Regions from separate parts of the Homo sapiens genome. Here region 1 is linked to region 2. The links are chromatin contacts, found by Hi-C or POLR2A ChIA-PET in ENCODE. All regions are on one chromosome and are shown on one strand. The core of a region is the stretch at or near the end of the contact, and the rest is flanking DNA. Distances in the headings are between cores, read along the strand shown.

Evidence for each region. A loop is a pair of places that touch in the nucleus more often than their neighbours do. ChIA-PET counts read pairs that join two places held with the same protein, here RNA polymerase II (POLR2A). Pooled maps may share reads with other maps.
Region 1: a map of PC-9 shows a loop between it and region 2 (5-fold over the local background). The contact joins two enhancer-like sites. A Hi-C loop is called at or near these places in 5 of 168 maps with a recorded cell type or tissue (B cell, CD8-positive, alpha-beta T cell, PC-3 and 1 more) and 7 of 50 pooled maps. POLR2A ChIA-PET finds 5 or more read pairs at or near these places in 3 of 52 experiments (Panc1, SK-N-SH and T-cell).

Annotation. Positions count from the first base shown.
Region 1 is chr13:50,315,976-50,322,393 of GRCh38, reverse strand. The region is part of intron 2 of DLEU1 (deleted in lymphocytic leukemia 1); the gene reads right to left. Among named protein-coding and RNA genes, the nearest start is that of DLEU2, 190 kb to the right of the region's middle. Within about 2 kb of position 2,017, at least 7 of the 41 ENCODE cell types and tissues checked have a DNase peak (open chromatin) inside an H3K27ac peak, as active enhancers do; they include PC-3 and PC-9, where a contact is called at or near this core.
Region 2 is chr13:50,353,858-50,360,043 of GRCh38, reverse strand. All of the region lies in intron 2 of DLEU1 (deleted in lymphocytic leukemia 1), which reads right to left. Among named protein-coding and RNA genes, the nearest start is that of DLEU1-AS1, 170 kb to the left of the region's middle. Within about 2 kb of position 2,208, at least 14 of the 41 ENCODE cell types and tissues checked have a DNase peak (open chromatin) inside an H3K27ac peak, as active enhancers do; they include PC-3 and PC-9, where a contact is called at or near this core.

The DNA of each region.
Region 1 (6,418 bases), core at 768-3,267, 37 kb after region 2:
TAGACACCTCACCAAAGGTAGACAATTGGAAATAAGCACATGTAAAGATGTTCAACATAATTAGTCTTTGGGGAAATGCAAATGAAAACCACAATAAAGCATGAAGTCAAATCTATTAGGATGGCTAAAATTTAGAAAACTGACCACACCCAGCGATGTTAAGGAAGTGAAGCAACTGGAACTCTCATACACTGTTGGTGTGAATGTAAAATGGCACAATCACTTTAGAAAACAGTTTGACAATTTCAAAAATGTTACACATGCGCCTGCCATATGTTCCAGCCATTCCACTCATAGGTTTTTACCTAAGAGGAAAATAAATATGTTCATATACAGGCTTGTACAGAAATATTCATAGCTGCGTTTTTTTTTTTGTAACAGCAAAAAACTGGAAACAGCCCAAATGCCCATAATTAAGTGAATGGATAAAGAAATTGTGATATAATCATACAATAGAATATTACTCCACAATAAAAAGGAGTGAATTATTGATATATTCAACAGCATTGATGAGTCTCAAAGTAAGTATTCTGACTGAAAGAAAAGAGATTTTTTTAAAGATTACATGCTGTATGTTTCACTTTATATAAAATCCTAGAAAATGCAAGTTAATGTGTAGTTACAGAAAAAAAGATCAATGGTTACCTAGGAAAGAGGAATTTCAAAAGGACCCAAGAAAACTTTTAGGAGTAGTGGGTTTATTAGCTTGATTGTGGTGGTAGTTTTAATAAGAATATACATATGTTAAAACATCAAATTGTACACTATATGTATGTGCAGTTTATTGTTTGTTGGTTATGTCTCAATAAAACTGTTAAAAGAAATTATGTCATGTTCAAGAAAAAAATATTTGTAGATTCAGTAAAAGACTATCAATACTACCTTACCTACTGTAGCACTTAGGTAAAAGATAATCTATTAACTTTTCAGGATTCCAGTTGTACATGTAAAATAAAGAAAAAACTCACTTCACTCAAGAATTATAAAAATTATTAGCTAGTATTGACTAGGTCAACTGAAAATGCCAAGTGTTGTGCAAACTGCTTTATTTTTAGCTATACAATATAGTGGTTATTTCAGATTCTTGAATCTGAGCATGTAACTGTTGGCTGAATTTATCCCTAAATCCTTCCATTTGGGCAAATGACTTGATTTGCAGTATCAATTCAGTATATGTGTAGTTCAAGATTCCCAAGAGGTTGTGCTGGTGTACTGGCAAAGATTGTATTTTGGATGTAAGTGATTTCCTTATATAATCTGTAAACTAGAAACTGACAAGTATGGTAGATTTCACAAATATAAACAATGTTACTATTGGACTTCATCTGTAATCAATTTATGAAATGCACCTGAGTAGATTTTCTAAAGAGTTTAGGTACTTCAATGTCAGAAGGAAAAGCCTTTTCTCCTTGAATCTTCACATTCACTAGCTAAATGGGCTAAACAAGAAGCACATCAAAAAAAGAAAAAAAACAGCACCCTGGAGTGACACAAGACTGAATTCTAATCCCAGTTCTGGTACTCACCTGCATGAGACCTTAGGCAAGTTACTTCACCACTTCTGTTTCTTTGTAAGAAGGGAGCAAGATGCTTGCCTTCTGTGCCTCTTAACACACATCATCCAGAAAGTTTGCAAAACCACCTCATCTTCAATATTTAGTTTTAAACCTTCACTGCAATGTTGTTCCAGCGTAACACTTCAGTAAAGGAAAGGAATTATACTAGGGTCTTGCACTATGGCTTGATCTGACCCTCTAGGGCTCATGTTAAAGATAAGTATATTGATTTTAGCCCATTTATAAAGTTACTAGGCCATCATTACCAACTCTTGCAAAATGAAAAATTTATTTAATTGACTAAGGTTTATGAGACTTTAAAAAATATGGCAGCACATTGATAAATGAGTTACCCAGTCACAGCCTGACTCATTCTACAAATATTTGCTAAGTACTTACTGTGTGACAGGGAGTCCATAGTAGACAAATCTCAGCTTACTATTTATTATGGACTGAATTATTTCCCCCCTCACAGACACACACAAATTCATATACTGAAGCTCAAATCCCCAATGTGACTATATTTGGAGATGGGACCTTTAAAGAGGTAAATAAGGTTAAAGAGATCAAAACAATGGGCCCTAATACATTGGGACTGGTGTCCTTACAAAAAGAAAAGATACCAGGGATACTCAGGCACAGAGAAAAAGGCCCTGTGAAGACACAACAAGAAGGCAGCCATCTGCAAGCCAAGGACAGAAGCCTCAGATGAAACCAAATCTGCAGACACCTTAATCTTAGACTTCGAGCCTCCAGAATTGTGAGAAAATACATTTTGTGGTTTAAGCCACACAGTCTGTGGTATGTTGTTATGGTAGGCCTCACAGACTAAGACACCATTTTTAATTAAGAAACTGACATGCCTGGTTTGAGAAGATTTTTGAGTCAGAAGTCAAGAGAAAATTTATACAATTTGAAAGCTGAAAATGTAGAGAAAATGTGTTTTCAGAAATGCCCTGAGAATGAATATCTTTCTACAGCCATTTCTTGGGTCTTGGCCAGCTTTTCTCTATGTGTCTTTAAGGAAGAGTATTTGCACACAAGAGTGAAGTTATCACACCAGGCAATCTGTCAGCATAGGAAAGTTTACACAATAGAAACGGTGACTCTGCAGCACCCCTGGCCAGCAGTCTCCAAGGGCCTCATGCTTGAACCTGACCATCCCCCTTTGACTTTTCCTCCCTGCCCCAAAAGTTCTCACTTTTGCTCTCCCTCTTTCTCTCTTACGGAAGAAAACCAGTCCGGACTGTGCATCCGCTCAAAGATGAAAAGTTGGTCCTGAAAACTTGTCTTGTAGTAACTGCCCTTGAATACCTATAGTTATATAGGTGTGCTGTCTATTGGGTGTGTTTGTAACAGCTTTGGGGTTCTCAAAATAACCTCTCTGTGTCCTCTACAACAGTGATCCCCAACATTTTTGATACCAGGGACTGGTTTCATGGAGGACAACTTTTCCACAGACACAGAGTGGAGGGGGATGGTTCAGGATGATACAAGCGCATTACACTTACTGTGCAATTTATTTATATTATTATTAGATTGTAATATATAATGAAGTATACAACTCTTTATCATGTAGAATCAATGGGAGCCCTGAGCTTGTTTTCCTGCAACTAAACAGTCCCACCTGGGGGTGATAGGAGACAGTGACAGATCATTATGCACTAGATTCTCATAAAGAGCACGCAATCTAGATCCCTTGCATGCACCATTCACCATAGGGTTCACACTCCTGTGAGAATCTAAAGCCACCACTGATCTGACAGGAGGCTGAGCTCAGAGGGTAATGGGAGTGATGGGGCGTGGTTGTAAATACAAATGAAGCTTCACTCACTCGCCTGCTATTCACCTCCTGCTGTGCGGCCCTGTTGCTAACAGACCATGGACTGGTACTGGTCCATGGCCCAGAGGTTGGGGACCCCTACTCTACAAGGTGGCTCCTGGTCTCTAGATAATTTTATAAGCCAAGAGGAGATATCCCCATCCCAACCCAGGAAGCAGGAGGAAAAGGAAGCAGGGAATAATATAAAATATAGAGGATTTGAAAGAAAAACAACTTTTCTTCTGCCTTCATTCCTCTCTTCCCATCTCCCCCAGGGAGGCCTTCACTATCTTCAGAGCTTCAGCTCTTGCCTCTAAGCTGGTGGTTCCCACATTGTGTTCTCAATTCCAATTTCCCCGAGAGTGCTAGTATTATATCTATGACTGTCTAGCTGACATTTTCACCTAGATGGCCCAAACTCACCCCTCAATATTCTAGGCTCACCATAACCTTCTAGTAACATTTTGAGGGTTCCTATGTGTCCCAGACCATCTCATTAAATTTAGTTATCTGTTCACTTCCAAGTATAAGACTTTTTATTCTGAATGTCGTTCCCTTTGGCCTTTTTACAATAGAAACCTTATTGGGTGAGTGTTTTTCCATTTCATCTATTTTTTTAAATTACTCAAATGTCCTGTCTTTAATAACTAGGCTAAATGCTACTATTTCTAAACAATCATTTTTATTCACGAAAACACATTTTAGACCCTTTCCACATCCCACCTTCATCCTATGAATATGTGAGATTTTTATGGGCTCACAGACAGTTTTGGAATAAAGAAAAGACTATTCAGAGTTTACTTTGGATATAAAAATTAATAGTAAGTGAGTTAATTTTATTAAAGTTACCAACCAAATAAATACCAAGAATGGACCAATGATGAGAATGTGTTATGAACCAAGGATTCTAAATGATCCTCTGAACGCCTGTCACACATTTAAAAAAGAATACAGAAACTTGATTATTCCTTAAACTTTTAAGTTCAGCTTACAAGTATTATTTTATTGGTAACTGTAGCAGATTTTAACAATCACTTTTAAGAGCTCTTTGGATAATATTGATTCTTAATGTTCAAGTGTTACAACTAAATTTATAAATTTAACATATTCAGTATACTTTTTAAGTATTGCAATTGTATTTATCCAACAAATTTTCCTCTGTACTTAAAGTAATTCTTATATATCTGATAAATTAAATTTGTAAATATGGTGAATTTTGATTTTATACCAAATATAAGCTAATTAAAATTTCAACCTAAAAATCACAGCTCAAAACCAACTATCCAAAAATGTAAGATCTGTGTCATTTTTTTTTTCTACATGTGGACTTCCATTGTTCCAGCACTATTTATTGAAATGACAAAGACTATTATTTCTCCATCGAATTGCCTTTATTCCTTTGTCAAAGATTAGTTGACCATATTTGTATGGATCTATTTCTGGGTTCTCTATTCTGTTCCATATCTGTCATTTCTTGAAAACAATGTGTTGATTACCGTAGCTGCACAGTAGGCCTGGCAATTGGATAGTTCTCTAACTTTGTTCTTTTTCAGCAGTATGTTTGCTATTTTAATTCTTTTGTGTCTCCATATAAATGTCAGAGTCCATTTGTTGATATTCACAAAATAGCTTGATGGAATTTAATTGGGATTGCATTGAATCCATAGATCAAATTGGGAAGAATTGACATTTTAGCAATCCAGTCATGAACACAGAATATCTCTCCATTTATCTGGACCTTCTTTGATTTCTTTCATCAGTGTTTTATGGCTTTCCACATATAAATCTTATACCTAGTTTTTTCAGATATATAACTAAGTATGTCATTTTTGGATGTTATTATAAAGGGTTTTTTTTTTAACTTCAAAGTCCAATTGCTTATTACTGATATACAGAAAAGCAACTGATTTATGTTTATTAACCTCATATCTTGCAATCTTGCTATAATTGCTTTTTAGATCCAGGAGTTTTTGTGTTGATTCTTTGAGATTTTCTATATAGACAATCATGTCATCTATGAATAAAGACAATTTTATTTCTTCCTTTCTAATTTGTATACTTTTATTTTTTTATCTCATGTTATTGCACTAAATAGGACTTCCAGTATAATTTTATTTATTTATTTATTTATTTATTTATCGAGACAGGGTCTCACTGTGTCATCCAGGCCAGAGTGCAGTGACACAATCTCAGCTCACTGTAACCTCCAACTCCTGGGTTCAAGCAATTCTCCCACCTCAGCCTCCTGAGTAGCTGGAACTACAGGCACACACCACCACGCCCAGCTAATTTTTGTATTTTTTGGTAGGGATGGGTTTTCACCATGTTAGCCAGGCTGGTCTTGAACTCCTGACCTCAAGTGATCCATCTACCTTGGCCTCCCAAAGTGCTAGGATTACAGGCATGAGCCACCTCGCCCAGCCCCAGTACAATTTTAAATTGGAGTGGTGAAAGAGGACATCCTTTCTTGTTCCCAATCTTATGGGGAAAGCATCCAGTCTCTTACCATTTTAGTATGTTAGTTTTGAGATTTTTGTAGACGGTCTTTATCAAGCTGAGGAAGTTCCCCTTTATTCCTGGTTTGATGAATTTTTATCATGAAGGGGTGTTAGATTCTGTCAAATGACTTTTCTACATCAAATGATACAATTGTATGATTTTTCTTCTTTGGTTAGCCTGTTAATGTAATTGATTACATTGAATGATTTTCATATGTCGAACCAGCCTTGCATACCTGGAATGAATCCCAAATGATAGTAATATATTACTTTTTATACATTGATGGATGCAATTTGCTAATATTTTGTTGAGGATTTTTGCATCTATGTTCATAAGAGATATTAGCCTATAGTTTTCCTTTCTTGTACATTGTCTGGTTTTGGTATTAGGGTAAGGCTGGTTTCTTCCTTCACAGTTTGGTAGAATTCACTGGTCCTGATGCTGTCTTTTGGTGGAGGTTATTCATTATTGATTCAATTTCTTTAATACATATAAGACTATTTAGCTTATCTATTTCCCCTTTTGTGAGTTTTGATTATTT
Region 2 (6,186 bases), core at 959-3,458:
ATCCCACCCCGAGGAAGAGTGCTCAGCAAACTGAGGGCAAGGCACACTCATCAAAGAACCCACTAGTTCGCAGAATCAGTCAAGCAAAGCGATTGATGCCGTCATCAAAGGAGTGATGTTATACGCAAATTACCTAGCTTGCTACAGACACTGGCAGCTTTTCCTTGCCTCTCCAACTGCAAAAGCAAATCGCACTCTACCTCCAGAAATGAAAAGAAGCACTCCCTCTCCAGGTACAACCCCAGTAAGGCACATGGGAAAAATATAAGTCTCATCCAGTGCTCAGCTCTTTCCAAAAGTCAGACACCCCTCACGTCTTCTATCCCATGTGTGGCTATGGCCCACTGTCCACAGGAGGCATTTCTCTGCTAGAAAGGTAGAGCTCTTCCAGTCTTCCCAGTCAAACAAGAAGGCTCAGCCTTTGTGGTCCTCAAGTAGCTTGCAGGGAGCAAGAAGTCGGGAAGTGGGAAATTCCAATTCCTCTGGAGTAAGGAGATGCTGTTTCTTTACTGGGGAAAGAGAGTAAGCAGGTGCATATATAACAGCCATGCTGTTAGAAGAGAAGATGTAGGATTTGAGCACATGAGAATGTTTTATTAATTTTGTATTTTAATTAGATTTTTGGGTTTTTTTTTTCTCTAGTCTGTCTTCTGTGTTTTTTTTTTCTTTTTTTTTCCTGCATGAACCAAGAAAGAGAATGGCATTGAGAAGGTATAAAAGGGTTCTTTAATACTTCCACCTCCTTGGATATACAGCAGGAGAAAGAAAGTTGGATTACTTTATACTGGGCCTTTAAAAAAAAGTCTGGTACCTTTGTATATCATGAGCTGATGTGAATGGTAATGGCGCCAGCCTCCTGGACTAAGATTCCACCAGTTTCCCCTGTGATGCAGGCCATCCCCCACCCGCACCCCAGCTGAAACAGAACTGAAACTCAGAAAACCTAGCTATCCCTGCATTAAAAAATATATTTGCAAGCATCCAGGGATTTTATTTCCGTCCTCAAAAAATTGAGAGCCTCAACATTTATTTTGTGCAGAGGCAGAGAAAGTACCCCCATAGTCTGTGGGCTGACCCCAAAACTGAGTGTCTGTGGCTATGACTATTTGATAACTGGGCTGCTACACTTGTAAGGTTTCATTTCTTTATTTCCTTCAAAATGAAACAAAGATAAACAGTGAGAGTAGTATTTTATTGTTTGAACACCAGTTTCTCCCCTTAACAATCCTGTGTTAGTATGCTATTTTCTTGATGTGATTTTAAACCTCAGTGTGTACCCGGCCAGTTCTGTATTCCAGAAGCTACTGTCTACTGCCAAGAGCTATTAATCAAAATAAATGGGTGCTTGGGATCCTGGAAGTGGTGTGGGGACTCTGCTTCTCTGTAGACAGACTACCCTCTTCTGCCCCAGAGTGGGGGCAGCAGGAGGATGATAGTGGTCAGGGAGGCACTGTGGCATTCTGAATCCCTGGTGACACAAGAGGGTGTCAACACAGCCTGTGGATAACAGGAGAAGGGCCTAAAATGTACTTACACCACCCTAAGACTGGACAAACTCTGGGGATACTTCCAGTTCATCTCCCACAATTTCTAGAGGCATCTGCATGCCTGTCAGCTTGGGCCAAGTGCACAGAACACCATCTTTGTCAAAGCTAATTCCTGGCACCTACCCAATAAGCCCAGGCTGCTTTCATTTCTACTCTGTATTCTTTTATGACATTTGAAAGACAAAGAAAAGAAAGTGGTCTTAGAAGGTAAAAAGGTTACTTGAGTTCACAGACTTGATATTTTAGGAAGAGGCTAAACTAAATTATTCCAAAGTCTTACATTTAATTTGTGCCATCAGTGACCAAACATTTTCAAGAGTTAGTGGGTATAAAGGACTGAAAAGGATGATAAAGTTACTATCAACATTCAGGCCACAGAAAGGCAGAGGAGGGAGAGAACAGTTAGAAACATATTAAACCAAAATCTAGTCCAGCCATCCCTCTAGCCCTTTTATTTTGTACCTGGGGTAGGGGGTGGGGAGAGTTGATGTTAGCTTTTGGGTTTTTGCTTGCAGCAAGCATATTTCATTTTGAGCCGGTTGTGCCAGTTAGTGACATAATGTCCACATGGTAATATGATACGGTAAGCACAAATGCAGTGCACAAACCAGACTGTGGCCTGGGAAAGACAAGCTCTGTCCATATATCAACGGGAATGGCTCGGAACTCAGGGAGTGAGTATTTTGAAGCAATCGCACATGAATTCACCTTCAGGAGATTAGAGGCTGATGTCACCAGGAGAGTGAAGTCATCAGAAATGACCTAAACTGATGGGACCTTGCCAGAACAAAGCTGCGCTGTGCAGACACACAGCTTAACTCCTTCTGGGTTGAAGATTTCTCCAAGGCTGCTTTTTTTTTTTTTTTGTGAACACGAAGAGTTTCTAACAGACGACAACAAAGCCGATATGACTCCCACACTCCTAGGCATCAGCTGGTGTTACTTGATGAAAGAGGCCCAAAAATAAGTAAGTTCCACTAACCAGATGTCCTAAGCCCTCACCTTTTCATCCAAGAGTTCTACCCTGTCTCTATAGATTCTCAGGGGAATAGCACTAGTAGGCCTTTCATAACAGCAATTGAATTGAAGTGAATGGAATTAAGCTAGCAATGGCAGATCCCCCAGAATGGCAACAGTTGGGCCCACAGAATGGTGGTGGAACAGCACTACAGAAGACAGCCCATTTGAAAAGTGGCTGGTTGCCTGAGTCTGCCTGTGATTCTCAGTGGAACACTCCATGTGCCAGGAAGCAGTAAGATGCTGGCTGTCTCTCACCTAGTCAAGCTGCTTAGCAGTGAAGAACCATCCTCTTCTCCTTGTTACCATAATTCCTGAGAGCCATTACCACTTGCTTATTTCATCCTCTCTAATGTCAACCCTTGGCTACTACAGATGCCATAAGGTCAGTCACACCTTGCTTAGGCCAAGGAATACAACATAACTTTAAAAGTTAATCATGCATGGAAAATACCTTCAGATTCATGTGTCCCCTTATGGGCAGTGGCTGCATTAACATTGCATCATAAAAACAAGCTAGATAAGATCATACTAGAGGTGGTCTTAGGGGCAGGGGGCTGGACCCGGCCTCTCTTCTGGGATGAACCTAGCATCTGGTGTGTAGAATCCGTAGTCAAGTGGGATAATGTAAATAAAAGCACCTTCCAAGCTGCAAAGTATTCACTGAAGAATATTTTGATTTCATGATGGTCCTCCACAAAGCAAGGATAAAGGACCAACAACAATAGGTATGACCTTAATATAGGCCAAATGGGAAGATGGCTGCCGACATGAGGTAGTGGGAGGTACACAGAAGAGGTCTCCTGCCCCTAAACCTTCCTCCTGATGCCTGTTGTGTACCTACAAATCCACCTCTAACAACTTGCTTGAGGTCAGTGCTTTTCAAATTGTTCTCATCACAACCTTTACAGTACTGTTCAGTACTCTCTCATACACGTACAATTGAAATAAAAGTTTTTGCAGAAGCAATACTTTCCCTACTGCCTAAGATGTGCTCTGACACTTCCTAATATATTTCATATGACTTCATTTTTTACTACTGGCTTGACCCATTAATTTAACAACTACTAATGGGTCAAGATTCACAATTTGAAAAACACTGAGAGTTAATTCCACATAGGAACAGAGCAGAAAAAAATATAAATTAGGGTTTTCACCGTAGGGAATCGAGTCCTGAGAGGGGAAAAACCCACGATGCTTTAAGGCTAGAAAGCAGAAGGCTGGAGAGAGCAAAAATCAGCTTCTACTACTTCATGAATCACTTTGGGCCGCCACTGGAGACCCTCATCAGAGTGTACCCATCTTCTCACTACATAACTCCTCCTCTATTCATCCACTCCCAAACTCATACACAATCACAGAAAGATAATCCATCCCCGCCCCTCTGCCCAGATAGAATCTAACAGAAATCAGTGTGCATTCTTACACTGAGACCAGAGAACCAAAGAGCAAAGGGACAATGACCAATAAGTGAACTGAAACCATCATGAATACTGAGACTGAAGTGTGCTTTTGCGGGATAGGAATCAAACCACATTGAGGTGAGTGCACTCTTGCATCTACTTACACATGAAATGGGAAAATTAGCTCCACTTTATCACATTAAAGTATCTACGTCAGGTTTGGAAGCTATGGTTGGCTTTCAGTGCCACTGAAGCACCACGAGATTTAGGCTGACTTGGGCTACCCTATCTTGGGCTACATGATGAACTACTGTGACCAAACCCATCCAGACACTGGGTGGATTTTTTTAAATATAGTAAATATTTACTGAGCTCTTACTAAGCTGTGCACTATAAAAAAATCTGTCAAGCTTTTTACTTGATTGTATAGTCCAAGCATTTGATTGAACTCACAGAATTCAGAGTTACGGTTATGCTTATTATCACAACCCTGAACTTGAATGGCCTTCAGACCTTGGCACATTTTGTGGGTTTTTAAAATACTGTTCAGCTTGCCACTATCAATCCTTTGGATATACTTTTCTAAAACGTCAATAACTTTCAAATGCTCAGATTAATTCTGGAATAAATACATTCTCTGCTGAGGGAGGTAATTTACTTAAAAGGGAGAAATAAAAGTGGTCAATTTCACTTTCTGTTTCCATTGAGACTAATTTTCTGTGCACCTGCCTTCAGGATTTAGAATGAGTGAGAAATTTACCTGTATTTTTAATGAAAATTCATGTTGTTTCCTTTTTTGAAAGTAACACACCAAAAGAGATAGCATGCTAGTGTGGGCCTGTTCCTAATATTTGTAAGATGCAGGCAAGAACACACGCAGGGACCAGGACTGGGCAGCCCTGTGGTTTCTTACCGAGGTCGAGGAACACTGATTACATGCATGTGAACACTTCAGCCAGTATATGCAAGGTCTGTCTTCTTTCCCATCCCACCCTCATGAGACACAGGTATGTGTCCACCACAGTAGGCACAGGGCCAGGAGAGTCTAGGTGCTGATCCTAAGCATAGTCGAGAGTGGGTTGTCAGGGTAGGCATGGGGGATAATCACAGGTGAGCCAGAATAGATGTGGAGTCCAGGGAAGAAGCAGCTTTAGCTGCCTCAAACCTAAAGGGAGTGGGGAGGTAGGAGGAGCGAGTACTGTACTAGTATTAATCCATTCATATCAATGCATTCAATGTGTCCTATTGCGTATGAGACACCCACAACCACTTAACGAAACCCATTGTTACACCAACAAAACAAACATGAATGCATGCCCTGCCCTAATCTAGAACCCAAGTTGTAGCATTTCACTCATAGAAAACAAAACAAAACAAACAAACAAAAAACAGATTTTATTTTTACTCAAGTAGCCTTTGTATTTTTTAAAAGAAAAAGCTAATATTTCTCATACGCTCGTTTTTGTATTTTTTTAACATTGCTTTCAACTAGGGACCCATTTTAACCTGAGCCTACTTTGAGCAGGTTTGTAAAGTAGTTGAACCTGATGTTCTCTTTTGCTGTTGATGTATCCAGGCCATTTGCAGGGAACAGAAAGAGAGAATGTCAGAAATGCACCCTTCCCTGGCTTAAGCAGAAAGCAGATCTTTTTCACAGGTCTATGTATGAGAAGAATGGAGAAAAGGAAGGGAGCCATTTAAGCCCATGTCTCTGGACATCAGCCTGGTATGTCTTAATAGCTTGTCTGTTACAGAGTGTCATGTAACTTGTAGGAAAGAAAACATCTCTCAAACACCTGTAAGTACATTCCATGGTACAGATGTGGCATCTTTTCCCACAAGGGACCACTGCAAAGCTAAAATCAACAATTAAGAACAGCTGCAGTCTTGCGACCAGCTGCCCTTGCTAACCCCCTTGTACAGAGGGCAAGGAGAAGGGTAATCAACACAGAAGACTGAAATTATCCTTTCCTTGCATTACTTTTCCCTCTTGTGAAATGTGCTGGAACTTCCCCCGTATGCTGAAGATGTGTTCCTAAGGCTGCACTTCTGTTTACAAAATGTCCTGCAGTGTTTCCAAGCCTTGGAGTCTGTGGTAATGTCTAACCTTCTGCTTCACAGAGCTGGGCTCACAGCTTCAAACTGCTGCAAGAGCAGATTCAAATATGCAAGGAAATTCTATTGCTTTTGAGAAAGCTCCTTCAGGAAGCCATCAAGTG